Regions from separate parts of the Homo sapiens genome. Here region 1 is linked to region 2. Evidence: read pairs that join two places in POLR2A ChIA-PET (ENCODE). Cell type or tissue: GM12878. All regions are shown on one strand. Links, peaks and the distances in the headings refer to the core of each region. The heading gives the core; the rest is flanking DNA. Region 1 overlaps PPP1R36 (protein phosphatase 1 regulatory subunit 36). Region 2 overlaps ZBTB1 (zinc finger and BTB domain containing 1).

What was found. Peaks named below come from ENCODE experiments on the same cell type or tissue, not always from the same donor. Only the 100,000 strongest peaks of a DNase experiment are listed, where the experiment ranks them.
Region 1: POLR2A ChIA-PET joins it to region 2 with 6 read pairs; 8 of 35 experiments call an interaction of 5 or more read pairs at or near these places.

Annotation. Positions count from the first base shown.
Region 1 is chr14:64,579,683-64,589,706 of GRCh38, reverse strand. PPP1R36 (protein phosphatase 1 regulatory subunit 36) reads right to left here. Exons shown (of 12, transcript NM_172365.3): 9 at 2,828-2,870; 10 at 2,335-2,513; 11 at 1,412-1,603; 12 at 326-555. The coding sequence ends at 369. Among named protein-coding and RNA genes, the nearest start is that of PPP1R36, 35 kb to the right of the region's middle. In GM12878, for the core only: no CTCF peak of the experiment used is centred there; no DNase peak of the experiment used is centred there.
Region 2 is chr14:64,506,151-64,516,174 of GRCh38, reverse strand. All of the region lies in intron 1 of ZBTB1 (zinc finger and BTB domain containing 1), which reads right to left. It overlaps HSPA2-AS1 (HSPA2 and ZBTB1 antisense RNA 1), which reads left to right. Exons shown (of 4, transcript NR_110550.1): 4 at 1,794-2,024. Among named protein-coding and RNA genes, the nearest start is that of ZBTB1, 6.4 kb to the right of the region's middle. In GM12878, for the core only: a CTCF peak has its summit at 4,912 (motif pointing right); a DNase peak (open chromatin) is centred at 4,946; H3K4me3 peaks cover 1,094 bases; H3K27ac peaks cover 1,423 bases.

The sequences.
Region 1 (10,024 bases), core at 3,189-5,688, 74 kb before region 2:
GCTGCAGTGAGCCGAGATCACATCACTGCTCTCCAGCCTGGGCTATAGAGTAAGACTCTGTCTCAAAAAAAAAAAAAAATTCGAGAAATGAATAAACAGCATGGTTCTTCACTAGTAAACTACAGCACTGACTAAATGTTCTAATACATTACTCTTAGTAGTCACATAGAGCTCAAATAAATACATAAACAAAGCAAACTACTAAAAATAGGAAAATGAGCTTTTCAAGAGCTTTCAGGAATTCTTTGTCTGCTGTTCAACTTTTAACCAGATAATTTGAAAAATTTTAAAAGCTTAATAATAATAACAACGAATAACCATCTTCTATAAAGTCAAAGTAGTTTACTTGAGATATGGAATGTACCAGGTTACTTAGGGCATGATGTATGAGAGGACAGTGTTTTCATGACCAAGTCCAGTGTATCCTGAATCCTCATGTTATTGTTTTCCATCAAGGAAGGATATCTCCCAAATGATTTTGTGTTTTCTTCTGGATCAAGGGGGTGAAGCGTATGTGGGTTGAATAGACATCGAGGCTCCCCCAAGATGCCAACTCTGTGAAAAGAATTATTGGGATAGCTGAAGTGATGAGGCCAAAGACTGACGTGCAGGGTTGAGACTGTGATTGTGGTTGTGTGTATGTATGTGTGTGTGTATGTACACTAAAGCTAAGATATACTCTTTCTCTCTTTTTAAAAACTTTCCCTGTTTCCATGAACTACCACTGTAGTCTTATATATGAGTCCAAAAGTAAATCCTTAGCAAGATTTTGTACTAGCGCTTCCCACATTTCTCAAAGGTGATTCTACTAATAGAAAAACCTCAGCCTTAAAAAAATTCAGTTACAGGCTGGGCGCGGTGGCTCACACCTGTAATCCCAGCACTTTGGGAGGCCGAGGCGGGCAGATCACCTGAGGCTGGGAGTTTGAGACCAGCCTGACCAACATGGAGAAACCCCATCTCTACTAAAAATACAAAACTAGCCGGGCGTGGTGGCTCATGCCTATAATCCCAGCTACTCAGGAGGCTGAGGCAGGAGAATCACTTAAACTCGGGAGGCAGAGGTTGAAGTGAGCCGAGATTGTGCCATTGCACTCCAGCCTGGGCAACAAGAGAGGGACTCCGTCTCAAAAAAAAAAAAAAAAAAAAAATCAGTTACTCACTCCTCCAAACTAGAACTATTTGGAGTCTAGCACCACTTTCTAGCAATTGTTTTTCTGGTCTAGATGGGTGTACCTCAAGATTCTCTAGAAAGGAAACTAGGAGGGGAGCAGGGCAGAAGTAAGAAAATGGGGGCTGTCATCATGGCTCGATTCCCTGGCAGAGGCATGGTGCCTGGGCCCCTGCCCCTTCCAGCCCCACCTGGGATGCCACCTCAAGGCACTCATGCTTCTCTTGCCAAGCCACTTACACCGGCATGGGCACAGAGTCCAGAGTTCCCACATGCTTTTGCATCTCGGCTGGGAATCTGACGTCTACTTGATGATACTTTTTCTCAAAGACGTTTTGAGCTTTTTCTCTGAGAGATGGCAGCAGAGTAGACATGACTGGAGAACGCATGTTGATAGCTTTTTTAATTGCTGGGCGTTTTGCCATCATTCTCCTGTCGGGGAGGAAGGTGACATTTAGGTCATATCACCCTGTTTTCTAGAAATGTTCTTGAGGCCAGGTGCAGTGGCTCATGCCTGTAATCCCAACCCTTTGGGAGATCAAGGCGGGAGGATCACTTGAGCCCAGGAGTTCGAGACCAGCCTGGGCAACATAGCAAGACCCCCGTCTCTACAAAAAATTTTAAAAAGTAGCCAGGTGAGACAGCATGCCTGCAGTCCTAGCTACAGGAGGATCACTTGAGCCTGGGAGGTTGAGGCTGCAGTGAGCTGTGATCATGCCACTGCCTTCCAGCCTAGGTGACGGAATGAGATCCTGTCTGAAAAAAAAAAGAGGAGGCTGGGCATGGTGGCTCACGCCTGTAATCCCAGCACTTTGGGAGGCTGAGGCGTGTGAATCAGCTGAGGTTAGGAGTTCGAGATCAGCTTGACCAACATGGTGAAACTCCGTCTCTACTAAAAATACAAAAAATTAGCCAGGCGTGGTGGCGCATGTCTGTAATCCTAGCTACTCGGGAGGCTGAGACAGGAGAATTGCTTGAACCCAGGAGTCGGACGTTGCAGTAAGCCAAGCTTGTGCCACTGCACTCCAGCCTCAGCAATAGAGCAAGACTCTGTCTCAAAAAAAAAAAAAAAAAAAAAAAAAAAAAAGGAGAAAAAAGAAAAGAAAAGAAAGGAAAGGAAGAAAAGAAATACCCCTGAGCATAGGAAAGTCAAAAGGTCATACCTGAACTGAACAAAAGTCATGCGTTTCTTTTCCCCTCCTGATTCCTCATCTTCACGCCTCCTGCGAGGAATGTTGAACATATTGGTACGAAAGAGTCTCCCTACTTCTTCTTCAATCTCTGTCAAGTGTTGACGTCGGAAGACAATCCAAGCCACATATGTACAGAAAGTATAAAAGGACTACAACAAAAAATAGACAAGAATCACGATCCTTAGCTGTGAAATGGAAAACTCTTACCTGTCTGTATAACACAGCTAAGCAGACACAAACCCAGATGACCCAATTTCCCAATATTCCTGAAACAATGAAAAATTATACACATACTCACTTTTGCATGAGGAAAATCAGACCAACAATTTAAGGTATAGCATATAGCTTGTTAGCACCGTCTTTTAGAAAGGATATTCACTAAAAATAAGTGCCTGACAAATGGCCATTGGTTGTTGGTATATATTGTTTCATATCAAAAAGCACCAAAACATAAGTGACTCACCTCAAAGAACTTCCAGTCTTTCTGTGTATCTGATATTTTCTCCCTGTAATATAACAAGTCACAACTATAGGTTGAGAGGGAAGTTCAATCTTTCAGGGTACTAGTCCTTATCTTTCTCTAAAGTTAGGGTCATTATCTTGGCCCCAAGATTATTTTCAGCTACACAAATGCTATCAAAAGGCATTGATAAAGAGTCTCAATACTTTCTTATTCAACCTCCTACGTTACCCAGATCAAAACTCCTAGAATGGTAAAAAGTTAATCAATATAAATTTGGGGTAAACAAACCAGTGAGGAAATGTATTCTTCCAAAGGCTTCTGGTAATTTGAGTGTTGGGGAGGTAAGGAGAGTGGAAAGGTGGTAAAGAGGAAGCAGAGAACTAGAGGGTAAGTCTGCAATAAAGAAAAGGAAAAGAATTAGCAAACAATAGTTATGGCTATTGGGTACAAAAAGAAACAGAAACAAAATCCACAAAGATCTATGCCAAAACAACCAATAGACTGAGAACGGCAGTGTGCTCCTCCTTCTGATGGGCATGGACAAACCTGAGTCTTCTCTCTTCCCAGGAGTCCTTGCAACACAAATTCAATGTTAAGAATACTATACTTGGCAAGATGCAGTGGCTTACGCCTGTAATTAGCACTTTGGGAGGCCGAGGTGCGTGGATCACTTGAGGCCAGGAGTTTCAGACCAGCCTGGCCAACATGGTGACGCTGTTAAAGTACTAAAAGTACTAAAAGTACAAAAATTAGCTCTACTAAAAGTACAAAAATTAGCTGGGTGTGGTGGCGGGCGCCTCTAATCCCAGCTACTCGGGAGGCTGAGGCAGGAGAATTGCTTGAACCCGGGAGGTAGAAGTTGCAGTAAGCCGAGATTGTGCCACTGCACTCCAGCCTGGGCAACAGAGCAAGACTCCATCTCAAAAAGAAAAAAAAAGAATACTATACTGGCATGGGCGCAATTAGTGAACATGGCCTCCCCTCCTAACAATTCTGATTCTGACTCCCAGCCTAGGAAACCAGGCCTGGTCTGGGGAGCCCTTGAGAGTTGACTGAGGGGGTTATGCACCTGCAGTCACTTGATCAGTCACAGCGGCCAAGGCCAGACCCTGGACACTTCAAGGCTGATCCTGGTTTTGCTTCTTTTTTAAGACAGAGCTGGAGTGCAGTAGTGTGATCATAGCTCACTATAGCCTTGACCTTCTGGGCTCAAGCAATCCTCCCACCTCCCAATCCTCCCACCAGACTGTAGGAGTTCAGGATGGTTCTGGAGAGCCTGGTACCCACCTCAGCCTCACAAGAAGCTGGGACCACAAGTATACACCACCACACTGGCTAATTTTTTTTTTTTTTTTTTTTTTTTGAGACAGGGTCTCATTCTGTCATCCAGGCTGGAGCACAGTAGCATGATCATGGCTCACGGCAGCCCTGACCTCCCCAGGCTTAGGTGATCCTCCCACCTCAGCCTCCCAAGTAGCTGAGACTACAGGCACACACCAACATGACCAGCTAATTTTTGTATTTTTTGTAGAGATGGGGTTTCACCATGTTGGCCAGGCTGGTCTCGAACTCCTGAGCTCAAGCTATCCACCTACCTCACCCTCCCAAAGTGATGGGATGACAGGCGTGAGCCAAGGTGCCCGGCCTGCTTCTGCTTTTGTTGGGGCCTTCCTTGGAGGAACTGTGACTCTGAGGATTGGCCTTGGTACCAGGCTCTCCAGAACCATCCTGAACTCCCACAGTCTGGGAAAGATGACCCAAACCTCACAGGACCTTCGGCCTTCTCACAGGGACTTCCTGGTCTGAATGGGCCCAAACTAGCCCTCCACTTGGGGAATGAGGCCAAAGAGGTGGTTACTGGGGCCTGCCCCTCCCCTCCTACAGACTCTCTTCATTATATATTGGTTTCTTCATGTGCAAGTCTTCAATAAAGAACTACGGCAATAGCAATTAGAGTGAACATGGACTAAGTATGGACTATGTGCCGGGTACTGCACTAAGCCCTTTACATGTATGATCCTATCTAGTCTTTATAACATCCTGCACCACGCTAAGCCCTTTACATGTATTATCATATCTGGTCTTCATAACATCCCTATGGTATAGTCAACATTATTATTCCCACTTCTCAACTGAGGAAACTAAAGTTGAGACTTAAGTCCAAAGACATATATCTAATTAGGGACAGATCCTGTACTAAAACTCGGGCCTGTCAGATACCCACGTCTGTCCTCATAACTGGACTGTGAGGAGAATAAGCTTTTTTCTTTAAAATAGTTTGCAGATAAACGTACTGAACAACAGAGCTCAGCGGAAACTTTTCAGAGCAAGCCTCAGCATTTCTTCTCTGTGCCACCTGAGGCCTCCACCTGAGGGGTGTGCTGATGTGAAATTTCCACCCTTTCAAAGCTCCTCTTCCATAACTAACTGTAAATCTTCTGCCAGCTGAAACCAGAGACCATGAACACCTGCCAAGCTGAAGCAAGAAAACTAGCCAAAGTCTGTTTTGGGAATAAAGTCAGCTTGTATTCTGGGAGATCTAGAGCAGAGCTCACATCAGCACAAGGCAAACCAGCACCATCTTAGCATGGTTTTGAAATGAGAGTGATTGCCCAGGAAACACACTTTCTTTCCTTTTCTTTCTGGGTTCTTTTTTTAGACATTAGAAGAGAAGGTAAGGCTGGGCACAGTGGCTCACGCCTGTAATCCCAGCACTTTGGGATGCTAAGGCAGGCGGATCACCTGAGGTCAGGAGTTCAAGACCAGCCTGGCCAACATGGCGAAACACCATCTCTACTAAAAATACAAAAATTAGCCGGGCGTGGTGGCAGGTGCCTGTAATCCCAGCTACTCGGGAGGCTGAGTCAGGGAGAATTGCTTGAACCCAGGAGGCGGAGGTTGCAGTGAGCCAAGATCACGTCACTGCACTCCAGCCTGGGCGACAGAGCAAGATTCCATCTCAAAAAAAAAAAAAAAAAAGAGGAGGTAACATGAACCTCTTTCCACTTTCCCTCGAGTTGCCATACACACTGGAACTCTTTCTCTCTTTTTTTTTTTTTTTTTTTTTTGAGATGGAGTTTCACTCTTGTCTAGGCTGGAGTGCAATGGCACGATCTTGGCTCACCGCAACCTCTGCCTCCCGGGTTCAAACGATTCTCCTGCCTCAGCCTCCCAAGTAGCTGGGATTACAGACATGCGCAACCACGCCTGGCTAATTTTGTATTTTTAGTAGAGATGGGGTTTCTCTGTGTTGGTCATGGCTGTCTCAAACTCCTGACCTCAGGTGATCCGCCTGTCTCGGCCTCCTGAAGTGCTGGGGTTACAGGCGTGAGCCACAGCGCCCGGCCTAACTCTTTCTCTCTTAATGCCCAAAGCAAACTGATGTAACCCATACTGCAAAAATTAAGTACAGAATGTCATGGGTTTCTTCTTGCCATTCTGATTTAGCCCTGCATATGAAATAGAAATGCGTCCAGGAAATGGGTGCATACAGTGAATACATCTGGGGACTTCATAGTTAAAAGCTCTACAAATTTACTTCTGGCTGGTATATTTTGAGTCGTTTTCCTGTCTATTTTGGTATTTTATAATTTTTATATTAAGTACATATACTTAAAATAAATTGATTATAAATTTAAAAATTTATTGATTATAAAATAACAAAATTGGCCTGGCATGGTGGCTCACACCTGTAATTCTAGCGCTTTGGAAAGCCAAGGCAGGCAGATCGCTTGAGCTCAGGAGTTCAAGACCAGCCTGGGCAAGATGGCAAAACGCGATCTCTACAAAAATACAAAAAAAAAATATATATATATATATATATAGCTGGGAGTGGTGGCACACGCCTTGTAGTCCCAGCTACTTATGGGGCCAGGTGGGAGGATCGCTTGAGAACAGGAAGTTGAGGCTGCAGTGAGCCAAGATAGTGCCACTGCACTCTAGCCTGGGTGGCAAAGTGAGACCCTATCTCAAAAAAAATAAAAAATAAAAATAAATTAAATTAAATTTTAAAAAATTAAAATAACAAAATTTAAGCCTCCCAGAATCGTCTGCAAATAGAAATGGGGTTTAAACAATACAATCCGTGGAAATATAATGCAAGCCATAAATTAATTTTAAATTTTCTAGTAGCCACAGTGAAGAGAAACAAGTGAAGCTAATTTTAATAATAAATTTTATCCAAACCCCCAAAATATTATCATTTCAATATAGAAGCAATATTTCTAAAGTATTGAGATGTTTTATTCATATTTAGACTTTCTGTGTACAGTGCTTATTTTTCACTTATAGTATGTTTCAATTTGGACTACTACATTTCAAAGTGCTCAACAGCCGCGTGTGGCAAGTGGCCACCATGCTGGTCAGCACAGACACCATGCATTCCATGTTTGAGGACACAACCCAAAGGAAAGAGGGGAAAGCCAGCCTGGTAGTAAATCTAGAGAATTTTAGTGGCCTGTTATGATGCTCTCTTATTCCTTCTTGCTACCTTAGACTCTTGGCTCCAAATCAAAATGAGGAAAGTATATTTTATGATTTGTCATTCCTAAAGGGAAACAAAGTCTAGACCCAGGGTTCTGGGCTAGGGAGAAAAAAAGTTGTGCTCCCCCACTTGCCCCCTGCTGCTCTAGGTGAAATCAGGTTTAAAAGAAGGTCAAGGCCTGCTCTATACAAGAGTGTCAAAGGGATGTATTTTAGGGGAGGGGAAAGAGGCTTTGGTGCATGTGACTGGGGGTAAGGGTAGAGGAATAGGGCTTAGGGATAATTTACACACCTGAGTTTCAAAAAGACTCCCTTTTTCCCCGTCAGCCCCACCGCTAGCCTCTCTGGTTGCCCATCAAGTGACAGCTGCACTGAGAACAGTGGAAGAAGGTATAAATACTAGCGTAGAGGCGGGGGTGGAGCCAGCATTGGCCATCACCAAAGAGATCTAACTATGGCATGTGCCTGCCACCAAGGAGGTTTTCATATCTAACTTGGAAAACACAGAGAACTTTTACTGAACGTGTTCATCAAAATTCTGCCAAAGCTTTCAGGATGTCAGGGTTCCTCAGACATTTAAAGGCACATCCTTCTACTTCTCAAGAGACATGAAAGCACTAAATTAACAGCACCCAAACTGCTGGTTCTACTAAAATCTTTAATCATAGAGATACGCAGCATAATGTGTTGTAGTCAAATATTAAGTGTGCACATGAGACAAAACAGGGACCACCCCCCACACTTAGGGATCTGCCACCCCACCCCCACCCCCAAACATGGAAATAAAGGGAAGCCTTGAGTTCTTGTAAGGGAAATTCCAGGCACCTAGCTAGCCCTGAGAAGTAAATGAGCAACTTGATAAGAAGATAACAGTAGCTTAAAAGACAGCCAAGGAAGTTAGAGTCACAAGATGTTTGGTTCCCTATATAAAGTAAAAATAACATTTTAACATATGTCCCTGCGTTGTTTTTCAGAAACTCAGACCCCCACCAAATGGGTCCACTGGCATGTAGACCTCAGATAAGGGGAGACTGAGGACTGAACTCTAACTGCATTCATTGTTCTAAAGTTCTTCCTGAGAGGCCTAGAAGTCATGTACATGAGCCAGACCTAACACATCTTTCTGCAGACCCCAAGTTTTTAAAACAAAGCTGCTCTACCTTAACCAAATCAGAAAATCTTGGAATCTGCTTATGACCTGTAAGGCCCCGCTTCAAAATATCCTGCCTTTTTAGTCCAAACCAATATATAACCTCTATGTATTGATTTACAACTTTGCCTGTAACTTCTGCTTTCCTGAAATGTACTCCTGCCTTTAAAAACCCTTGCTTACAAGCCATCAGAGAGGTCAGGTCTTAAGTGAGAGCTGCCTGATTCTACTTGCTTGCCAACCTGCAAATAAATACCCTCCTTTCTCCTGATATTACAAACCACGGTGTGGATGTTTCACCTGACTGCATCAGGCAAGCGGACCCCAGTTCACTTCGGTAACACATATATGAAAGAGAAAAGTCAGAAAATACACATGAAAATATTAGCTTACTGAAATCGGAAAGAAGTGGAATGTTAAAATGAGTTAATCACTTATAACCGGCAAAAACATTGTCCTCATCTTCTCCTGCATAAAAGCCACCAAAAGAACAATATAAACTTCCGAATCATGGCAAAAACCTGTTCCAGTCTGTCTTTTATGTCCTTTGTTCAGCGTTTGACCTGTATGGAATTTGTTACGTGGGTGGTGAGATCTGCGCTCATTCTTCTATAAACTGCTATCCAGCAGGCAGAGGAAACATGGGTTATGTCGCATACAGTGGAAAAATGACCAGCACCATCTGGAAATGAGCTAGTGCTAACCAGAGGCCATCATCTACTTTCAAACATATGTGTTCCTTTAAAGGTTTGTGTAAAAATTGCCTTGGAAAAAGTATAATTACTTCAGTGGAGGCTCTATGCCGAGAACTAAAAAATATTATAAATTCTCTAATTATGGTATAATTGTTTATAGTTTGCTTTTTATCCCAACATTGGTTTGCAATGTATATGTGTTTTTAAAGATTAAACATTAAGTATGAGAAATTTAAAAAAAATTTTTTTGAGGCAGGGTGTTGTTCTGTCACCAGGTTGGAGTGCAGTAAGTAGCACAATCATGACACATTGCAGCCTCAACCTCCCTGGCTCAAGCAGTTCTCCCACCTCAGCCTCCCAGGTGGCTGGAACTACAGGCATGCACCACCATGCCCAGCTAATTCTTTAATTTTTTTCTGGAGAGAGGCTCTCACTGTGTTGCCCGGGCTGGTCTCGAACTCCTGGGCTCAAGTGACTTTCCTGCCTCAGTCTCCCAAAGTGCTGGGATTACAGGCATGAGCCACTGTGCCTGGCCAAAATCATTTCTTAAGAGCATGTTTTTGTTTTGTTTTTTTTGTTTTTTGAGACGGAGTCTCGCTCTGTCGCCCAGGCTGGAGTGCAGTGGCGCGATCTCAGCTCACTGCAAGCTGCGCCTCCCAGGTTCACGCTATTCTCCTGCCTCAGCCTCCCTAGTAGCTGGGACTACAGGCGCCCGCCACCACGCCCGGCTAATTTTTTGTATTTTTAGTAGAGATGGGGTTTCGCCGTGTTAGCCAGGATGGTCTCGATCTCCTGACCTCGTGATCTGCTCACCTCGGCCTCCCAAAGTGCTGGGATTACAGGCGTGAGCCACCGCGCCTGGCCCAAGAG
Region 2 (10,024 bases), core at 3,617-6,116:
AATATGGGTACTCATTCTCCAAGCAATCCTTCCACCTCACACCTTCTGAATAGCTAGCACTACAGGCATACGCCACCATGACTGGCTAATTTTTGTATATTTTTTGTAGTGATGAGGTCTTGCTATGTTGCCCAGGCTGGTCTCGAATTCCTGGGCTCAAGCAATCCTCCCACCTCAGCCTCCCAAAGTGCTGAGATTACAGGTATAAACCACTGTGCCTAGCCCAGAAAAGCTTTAAGAAGGATTACTACACCAAAAACAGGTAGAGGAGTATGCGGCAGGGGAGGAGGGATCTAAATTCCTGTGAGACTTTTAGCTTATCTCTTGAAGATAATTTTTTCATTAAAAATTTTTGAGGCCGGGCACCGTGGCTCACGCCTGTAATCCCAGCACTTTGGGAGGCGGAGGCGGGTGGATCACAAGGTCAGGAAATCGAGCCATCCTGGCTAACACAGTGAAACCCTGTCTCTACTAAAAATACAAAAAATTAGCCGGGCGTGGTGGCAGGCACCTGTATTCCCAGCTACTTGGGAGGCTGAGGCGGGAGAATGGCGGGAACTCGGGAGGCGGAGCTTACAGTGAGCCAAGACTGTGCCACTGCACTCCAGCCTGGGCGACAGAGCAAGACTCCATCTCAAAAAAAAAAAAAAAAAATTATGAGGCATTCACTTTCATTAAATTATAATTTCACTCAAATTCCAAGAGGAGTTTGCTCTTTTTTCATTTTTTTGACCTCTTTATTAATGCTGCCAAAAAAAGTTAATGAACTTTATGTTCTAGTAAAGCCTATAAAAGGTTTTAAGTAAATGGACAGCTTGTATTTCAGCTGTTCTTGTTTTTACGACTGAAATCTGTGATTGCTTTTGTTTGTACTACTAGCTGCATCACTGGTAGGACAAGTTTAGCACAACTAGAAGTCAAGGGCTCAGGTCTGAGAGCAGAACCTCCAATGTGACTCAAAGGACTTAATGTCATTTGGATAAGGAAAACAAGCTATATAATGCCAAGAGTTACACTAAGGCTAGAAGGATACCCACTGTGCAGAACTCTAGCAAGAATTAAGGAGTTAGGTGATCCAAAAAGTTTTATACTGGATTTTTAAAATTTTAGTCTGAAAAAGTTTAACGGCTCATCTCAAGTTTAAAAACAGTCACCAAGCACATTAAGCATATTAAGTAATTTAATCATACATTTTTAGAGCTTAGAGAGATCTAATCTAGTCTAACATTCTTATTCCATAGAAGGCAAAGATACATGGTTTTTAATGTATCAGGGTATAGTTAACTGTGCTGAAGCACATACTAGGACTAAGGACTCCTGACCACCCAGATAGTAATAACCTCTATATATGGCACTTCCTTGGTACTATACAGTATGGTCTTCCGGAAAGAACACTAAACAAGGACAGGGCATGAGTCCTTAATACAGGGTTTGTTGGTTGGATGCTATTGAGCAAGTGATTACCCCAATCTGAATTCTTTATCTGTAATGTGGCTTTATCCATACATGTCAATCTAGTCTTATTCAATAGATGTGTTCCCTAAGTTATACTGTGTAAGCTATTTCAGTAAATTTCTCACTGACATAGTAAGATTTCAGAAATATTTTTCCTCCATTGCTAGATCTCTCAAATTGGAAATAACAGTTTTGCTGGAAGTTTCTCTTGCTCCAGCCTTGGTAAATGATAATTTAAGGGTCTATAAATAAGCATATCCAATGAATAAAGAAGTAACTTAAAGGAATTTTAAAGTGTTTCTGTGAGGCAAATAATCACCCTCTAAATTGTGTCACAGACTTGCAGCACCAATGAGGCATTTGAAGATGATTCGCTTAGCCTCAGTGAAAGTCTAGAGAGCCTAGCATCACAGTCCCAATTCAGCACCCCAATCTCTGACTTACAATTACCTCTGGATCTCAAGGAAGATTTATGTATATATGTTTCCTTTTACCTATTTCTATGTCTTATAGGTTGAATGTATGTATGCATATGGATTTGAGGATTACAGAGTATTTTAAAAGTCTAAAATGTAATGAAAGGATTCTTACATTTTAACATCAGAATATCAGAATCTATTGAATACTCATAATGTTCCTAACACTGGATAGAGCATTGAAATGGAGGGTGGAGAAGGATGGTGTACAATAGAGATAACTGTATATGAGGGATTAAATTTGAAACCAAGAAACAATTTGAGGAGTTTAATAAACTATATTGAGGCCGGTGCGGTGGCTCATACCTGTAATCCCAGCACTTTGGGAGGCTGAGGTGGGTGGATCACCTGAGGTCAGGAGTTCAAGACCAGCCTGACCAACATGGTGAAACTCTGTCTCTACAAAAATACAAAAATCAGCCGGGCATGATAGTGGATGCCTGTAATCCCAGCTACTTGGGGGGCTGAGGCAGGAGAATCGCTTGAACCTGGAGGCAGAGGTTGCAGTGAACTGAGATTGAGCCACTGCACTCCAGCCTGGGCAACAGAGCAAGACTCCATCTCAAACATAAAAATAAAAATAAAAATAAACTATATTGAATAAAGTTCAGCAAGAGTTTAGAAGAAAAGCGTTAATTATACCAAAATAGTAGGCTTTAGGAAGGATGTAGGATTTGAGTAAAGCCTTGATGAATGAGTAGGATAAACAGAAAGCAAGGGTGAGGCATTTCGAGTATTTATATAGATGTGTATGTAAATAATTGAGGAGGGTACACAGCAGCTTGGCTGGAAATGTAACAGGACAGAAGGTAGATTTGCTTTACTGGACTGGTAGATGAAGGTTATCAAAGTAGAGTAAATGACAACTGTAATACAATAATAATATGAATAGCTAACATTTGTTATGTCTCACTATATGCCAGGCTCTATTCCAGGCAGATGTATAGGGAGATGTATATATATCTCTCACAGATACATTACACATATACACATATGGATATATATGGATATATGCAATATATATGTGTGAGATATGCACACATATATTGCATATATACATGTATGTATATACATGTATGTGTGTATGTGTGCATATCTGTGTATGTATCCATATATAGGTATCATTTTATGTGTATGTATGCATATATAAGTATCATTTTAGCATTTAATCCTCGTAACAAACCCTACAAAGTAGATGCTGCTATAAGACTCATTTTCAAGATTAAATAACAGAGGCATACAGTGTTATATAACCTTTGTAATATCACAAAGAGAGGACTTCATGGGATTAGAACACAGGCAATATGACTCTAAGCCCAAGATCATGACCTTAAAGATTCTGCCATCTATAAAAATAATGTCACATTGGCAAAATTCTTTCCTAGAATACCATCTTGCAGGGTATAGGGTCCAATCTCTATTACATTCTCTAGGTTTCTCCTTGAAACTTCCAGGAATAACCAGTTGTAGAGGCTCCCAAAGATAAGAGGTTTTATTTCAACGCACTTAAGTGACAAACACGATCAAGTTTAGAAAATTTTATGCACTATCTGCACTGGTGGCTGTGCATTAGACTCCAAATTCAGTACTTAGTACAGGAAGTTCTGCAATTATAACTGGGTTATATCCTAAAACTTTATTTTTAATTTATTTGGAACTTGAAACACATATTCCCATAGAAACAATAATATAAATGGTGGCTTAGTTTTATACCCACACCCTAAAGACATAATGGAGCTATATATTAAGCCTAACAGTGCAGTAGTATTACTTGTATCATTAGCACTGACAAGAGATCCAAGGAGCAGTGTGATACAGCAATGCCTACTGTACTGAAGCCTCAAAGACAGGGACAAGGCTTAATGGCCTTTGTTTTCCTTGTGCCTAGCACACTCTTCCCACATAGTTGACACTTAATATGTGCTTGTCAAGTGAAGGAATTAAAAAAGAAGCCAGAGAGCATATACTGTTTGTTTGAATACAAACTCTACCACTAGTTTAGCTATGCGGGAACTTCTTTAAGCCCAATTTTCTCATCTATAAAATTGGGATAATCATACTTCTCAGAGGACTCTTAAATAAATTAGAGATGACAAATGTTCCTTTGCCTTTTCAATCCAAGCACAGTACAATTTAAAAAAAATTAATGTCATAATTACAGTTTATAGAATTTTATGAAATGATCAAGTTCAACCCACTGCTTTATAGATCAAAAAGCAAACTGAGGCCCTAAGAGGTTAAGTGGTATGTTCAAAGTCACATTTAGTTTTAGTGGCTGTCAGGATAAGACCTTGGTCTCCTCAATCCTGGTCTAGGGCTCTTCATACTACTCTAACTGCAGCCTACACATATAGCATCACCCGGCTGGCTGTTTTCTCCTCTGAAACAATTATGTTTTGCTGAAACATAGTAGTTGTTCAAATTTGCAAGGGTTTGCACCTACACAAAATGGCCTCAGACTGTTATGCTTTTGGAGATTGGGCTTTGTTGGCTAGTTAGTATTTTTCTGTCTCTTTACTTGCAAGCCAACAACTGTCACTTCTGAAAGGTGTGCTGATCTCCTGTGGCCCACCATTTCAATCTCTTCTTGGCTGTGAAATTAGACAAAAACTCATTGAAAATTGAATCTACATATCCATTCATCCTAAAGAGGGAGCACAACATCTTCTGAAGATCTAGGGAAATGCTCATAAGATGTAAAGTTTTAATTCCTGAATTTTGCTGACAGGCGATCATATTTCCTTCCTCTTTTGCATCAGGCCAAGGCACTGGATAGCTGAGGTTGCCAACCAAATAACTTACAAATAAGTGAGATGTTCCTGTAGTTCAGTTGCATTATATTCTAAGAAATGAACTTACCCACACAGAAAGCAGAAGGAACACAGTGGCTTCTGGAATATTCCTCTCTCCCTCTCCAGAAGCAGAGGAGGAAAAGTACATTTTAATCCATTCATCCTAACGAGACAGCACAGCATCTTCTGACCACCAGAGGGCACTGTGTAAACAGTAGGCTTTTCTCAGCTAAAAACGCTTCACCAGGAAATCCCTTATTGCACATGGCATTCATATTCTTAGGGTTCGTTTTGTAGGACTTCTATTTCAAAGTACTAATTCTGTGGACTCAGATTTTGTCTGGAACCCACTTAAAAATGCCCCTCCCTGTATTTTGTCTCAGCTGCCACCACTATGTACCAATCACCTAGACTACTTGGGAGCTACCTATAACTTCTCCCTCATAATCAACCATTAAGTGTTGCCAATTTTCCCATTAAATATTTCTCAAATCTGCCCATCTACTCCATCCCTACCTTTCCTGCTCTTGCAAGGCCTCTGTTATCACTCCTGAGTTATTAAAATAGGCTCAACCAGTCTCTCAAATCCTTCACTCTCAGGTAATCTTTTTCTTCCCAGAGCAATGCTGTTTTGAAGATGATTCATGAAGAAGAAAAATCATATCACACTATTCTACCATGGTTCCCCTCACATATCTTCAGACTAAAGTATAAAATCATTATTGAGGCATACAAAGCCCTCCATGCCCACCCATCTAGTCTTACATGTTTAGTTACTGCCTGCTTCAAACTTCATGTTCAAGCAACATAAAACTGCTCATCACCACCTTCACCCTCCTCCACACACATCCAGTATACTTCATAAATTTCTTACTTCCCCTGCAGTTTTACTCATGCCGATTGGTTCTTTGGGTCTGAACCTCCCAGATATCATTTAAAAATCAGTTTATCACCTCCTGCAGAAAGCCTCTGTAACACCTTCCTCTCCCACTATTTTAGGTTTTGATCTCATTGTGTATTACCTCTTTATTTTGCACTTTTTACACTGTATTTTAATAATCAGAACAGCTACATAAAGTAGGTGTTAAAGCACAAACTAACCAGACTGCCTGGGTTTAAATTCTGGCTCTGCCACTTATTAAGTGTGTGACCTTGAGAAGGTTGCTTAGTCAATTTGTGCTTCAATTCTCTAAGAAGGGATGGTAATCCTTTCTACCTCTGAAGAATTATTGTTAAGTATATCTCTCATGGAGTAAGTGCTAAATAAGAATTGGTTATAATTATGTGTTGGTCTCCCCCATGAGATTGTGAGCAACTTTAAGGCGAGGACTTTGGCTTTTTCATTTCTCTGGAATATTAAGTATTCAGTAAGTGTTACTGAATGAATAACTGGTGAGACAGCTCTATGATGATGGGAGGGATTACCCAGTTTCCTTCTTTGAGCAGATCCTACACTTTTTTTTTTTTTTTTAATTGAGACGGAGTCTCGCTCTGTCACCCAGGCTGGAGTGCAGTGGCACAATCTCGGCTCACTGCAAGCTCCGCCTCCCAGGTTCACGCCATTCTCCTGCCTCAGCCTCCAGAGTAGCTGGGACTACAGGCGCCCACCACCACGCCCGGCCAATTTTTTTTTTTTGTATTTTTAGTAGAGACGGGGTTTCACCATGTTAGCCAGGATGGTCTCAATCTCCTGACCTCGTGATCCGCCTGCCTTGGCCTCCCAAAGTGCTGGGATTACAAGCGTGAGCCACCACACACCCGGCCAGATCCTACACATTTTAAAAAAAATTGTATTGTTTCCAATTTTGTGGCTCCAGTTTTGTTTAATTCAAACCAAAATCCTGAAAACATCACAATCATATAATTGAAATTCAACAAAATGAAACCAATTTTAAAAAATCATAAAATGCATGTTCATTCTAAGAAACTTAACTCCATTTTTAAGCTTTAAGATTCCCCCGATCCCAAATAACCTAACACACCAAAAGCCTTGCCATTTCACACATGCTGTTCCTTTGCTTAGAACCTTTTCAATGTCTAGCTCACTCTGTTTGGGACTTCTTTTTTCTTTTCTTTTTTTTGAGACAGGGTCTGGCTCTGTCATCCAGGCTGGAGTGCAATGGGGCAATTTCGGCTCACTGCAACCTCCGCCCTTCCAGGCTCAAGCGTTCCTCCCACCTCAGTCTCTCGAATAGCTGGGACTACAGGCATGCGGCACCACGCCCAGCTAACTTTTGTATTGTTTGTAGAGACAGGGTTTCGCCATGTTGGCCAGGCTGGTCTCAAACTCCTGAGATCAAACAATCCGCCTGCCTAGGCCTCCCAAGGTGCTGGGATTACAGGTGAGAGACATTGTGCCTGGCCTCTTTGGGAAGTTTTTTCTGATCTTAGGGTGAGGCAGATGCCTCTTCTGTGCTGCCAAAACAGCCTATACATACAACAATATGGTACCAATAATGCATCATCCCAACTGTGATGCTCTGTTACCACACTTAAGGCAGATATTGCAATTATTTGGCTCCCCTGCTTTACTGCAAGCTCCTTGACATCAGGGCAGTATCTCAGTCATTACTGAATGTCTGACATTTAGTTGATACTTGATGAGTTTTTGAATGAATAAATGTTTAAACAGGTAAGTTTTATTTTGCTTATCAATTTTTTGTTTATTTCAATCATGGCAACTTTTATATAGTGGTTGGAAATTAAAATTAAAATTAAAATTTAAAGCATTTTCCCATACATTATACAACTGATCTCACAACCACCCTGAGATAGGTATTTTTATTATCCTCATTTTGCAAATGAAGAAACAGGTTCAGTGGCTGACTTCCCCAAAACTGCTTATCTTGTAAGTAGAAGCTGAGACTCTTGATTCAAAGCCCTAAGTTTCAGTTTGTGTAAACCAGACAACACTCTTCTGAATATGACTATTAGCTGAAGTGCCCCTTTGGAACATTCTAAGCCTCCTAGAGTCACCTTTTTCATGAATCTAAAAGCTCTCATCATTCTCTTACTGCTCCATCTTGCAGGAAGAATGTCCAGTCCCTTCCCTAAATCCCCTTCCATCTGCTAACTCCCCACTGTCCACCAGAGCATGCCTCTTCTAATACTTCAGATTCAAAGTGGGGATGGAACTCATCTCTAAAAACGACTGCATGCATCTCATATAGACAAAAGAAAATCTGGTTAATTCTTTAATCTTCAAATTTTATTTTGAAAACTATTTTAAATTCAAAGACAGAGTAGTATAAAAACCACCCACGTCCCCAACACTCTCAAATAACCAATGTTGTAATTAACTTTCTATGTACTATTTTGGGGCTCTGTTTTTAGATCATCATCAACTTCTTCACAGTTCATTCTTCTTAAATACACATGGCTAAGGAGTGAGACCCTGCCGCTTCCTCCCCAGTATCAGTCTCTTCCATGCCACATCTGAAAACAGCGGTCATTGACCCTTCTTTCGTCCAATTTCCTTTCCATATGTTCAGCATGCAATCTTTGGTGCTGATCAAGAGGAACCCCATCCCATATCAGCACAGGGATATATTGGCAGTGGTCTTCATGGCAAGTATACCCACTCCTTCCTAATTATAAATTATGAAACTCTCTATAAAGGTGAGGGTTTGCTTTTGTTTTCATGTGTTTGGCTGCTGTAAATCAATCCATCAGAGGCTGGGCAACAACATTAACATGAACAAAGTATGAAAAATAGCCCACCATGATACAGTAAGTATTTAATAAGGACAAACCTAAAATAGCAGCCCAGTTAATCAAATAATTTTAAATCAGCCCAATGCAAAACACTCCCCTTTCCTCTACCTGGCAATTCTTACCAACCTGAGTAATGTGAACAGAGAACATGAGTCCATGAATCACCACAGGCCATCCCCAGGCAGAGTGAGGCACACACAGCTGTGATCAAATGTTGCCTTCTCTCGTTTTAAACAAGGAATTAACTGTACATGGTGATTATCTCTGGGGAGTGGGAGTCAAAATGACTTTCATTTTTGTATTTTATGTACTTCAATACAGGCTGAATTTTTCAAAGAGCATGGATTTTATAATAAAAAACATTTCCATTTTGAGAAAAAATAGACACGAGTAACCCTTAATTTGGTTCACATAAGAATATGAGAAAAAATAATTTCACCATTTTAGCATGAGATACTAGCACAGAAGAAAATGTCAGGAGAAAACATTCTATAGAGACCAAAGTGACCTCTCAAGAAGATGTTTCTCAAATATACCTCATTTTTTTTGGGAAGACAACAGATTGCAGCTTATTAACAAAAATCTATGGAAATTTTTCTGTATTTCTATACCAAATAGTTTCCTCTCCTTTGCACCAAAGGCTTAGTGCTTTTCCTGGCTAGAGGGCAAGTCTGAAAGCAGGTACTTCTTTTCTCCTGCACATTAGAAAGGGAAATGATGCTACAAAGAAAACGAGATACTCTTAAAAAGGTCGATGAACTATATCTTCCCCAGAGCCTGGCAAAAGAGGAGAATGAGGAAGCAGTACAAAAATTTAGAAGTGTTAAACTGAAATCAAAGCACAAGGTCAAGAGCAAGTGGCTGTGACTGTGCTCATGCCCTGCTAAGGCCCTGGTTAAATATGGTTTCTCTTTTCTCTGACAATGATACACCAGTCCCTTCCCCACAAAAACCCCAAAAAAGTAGGCCATCGTATTAGGAGTGGGAAGAATAGAAAGGCTTCAGGAAAGACTGTTCAACCTGAGTTATTCAATACCATGAAAATGTGGTATTAATGGAGAAAGCCTGCTTGCTCATAAAACGAATGTAAGAGGTTAACTGAAGACTCTACTGTAGACGTTATGTTTATTAACCTTTGGAAAAGCATTTCACCTCTACTATGCTTCAGTTTCCTGTTTTTGTTGTTGTTGTTGTTTGTTTTTTTGAGACAGAGTCTCGCTCTTGTTGCCCAGGCTGGAGTGCAGTGGCGCCATTTCGGCTCACTGCAACCTCCGCCTCCCAGGTTCAAGCGATTCTCCTGCCTCAGCCTCCTGAGTAGCTGGGATTACAGGCGCCCGCCACCACGCCAGGCTAATTTTTGTACTTTTAGTAGAGATGGGGTTTCGCCATGTTGGCCAGGCTGGTCTCGAACTCCTGACCTCGGGTGATCCACCCGCCTCGGCCTCCCAAAGTGTTGGGATTACAGGCGTGAGCCACTGCGCCCGGCCCAGTTTCCTGTTTCTTTAAGAGGAGGAACCCCCTTTCTAGCTCCCAAAGTCATCCAGTTATTATTGAGACTTTATTAGATATCCAGCAAGTGATTCAAAA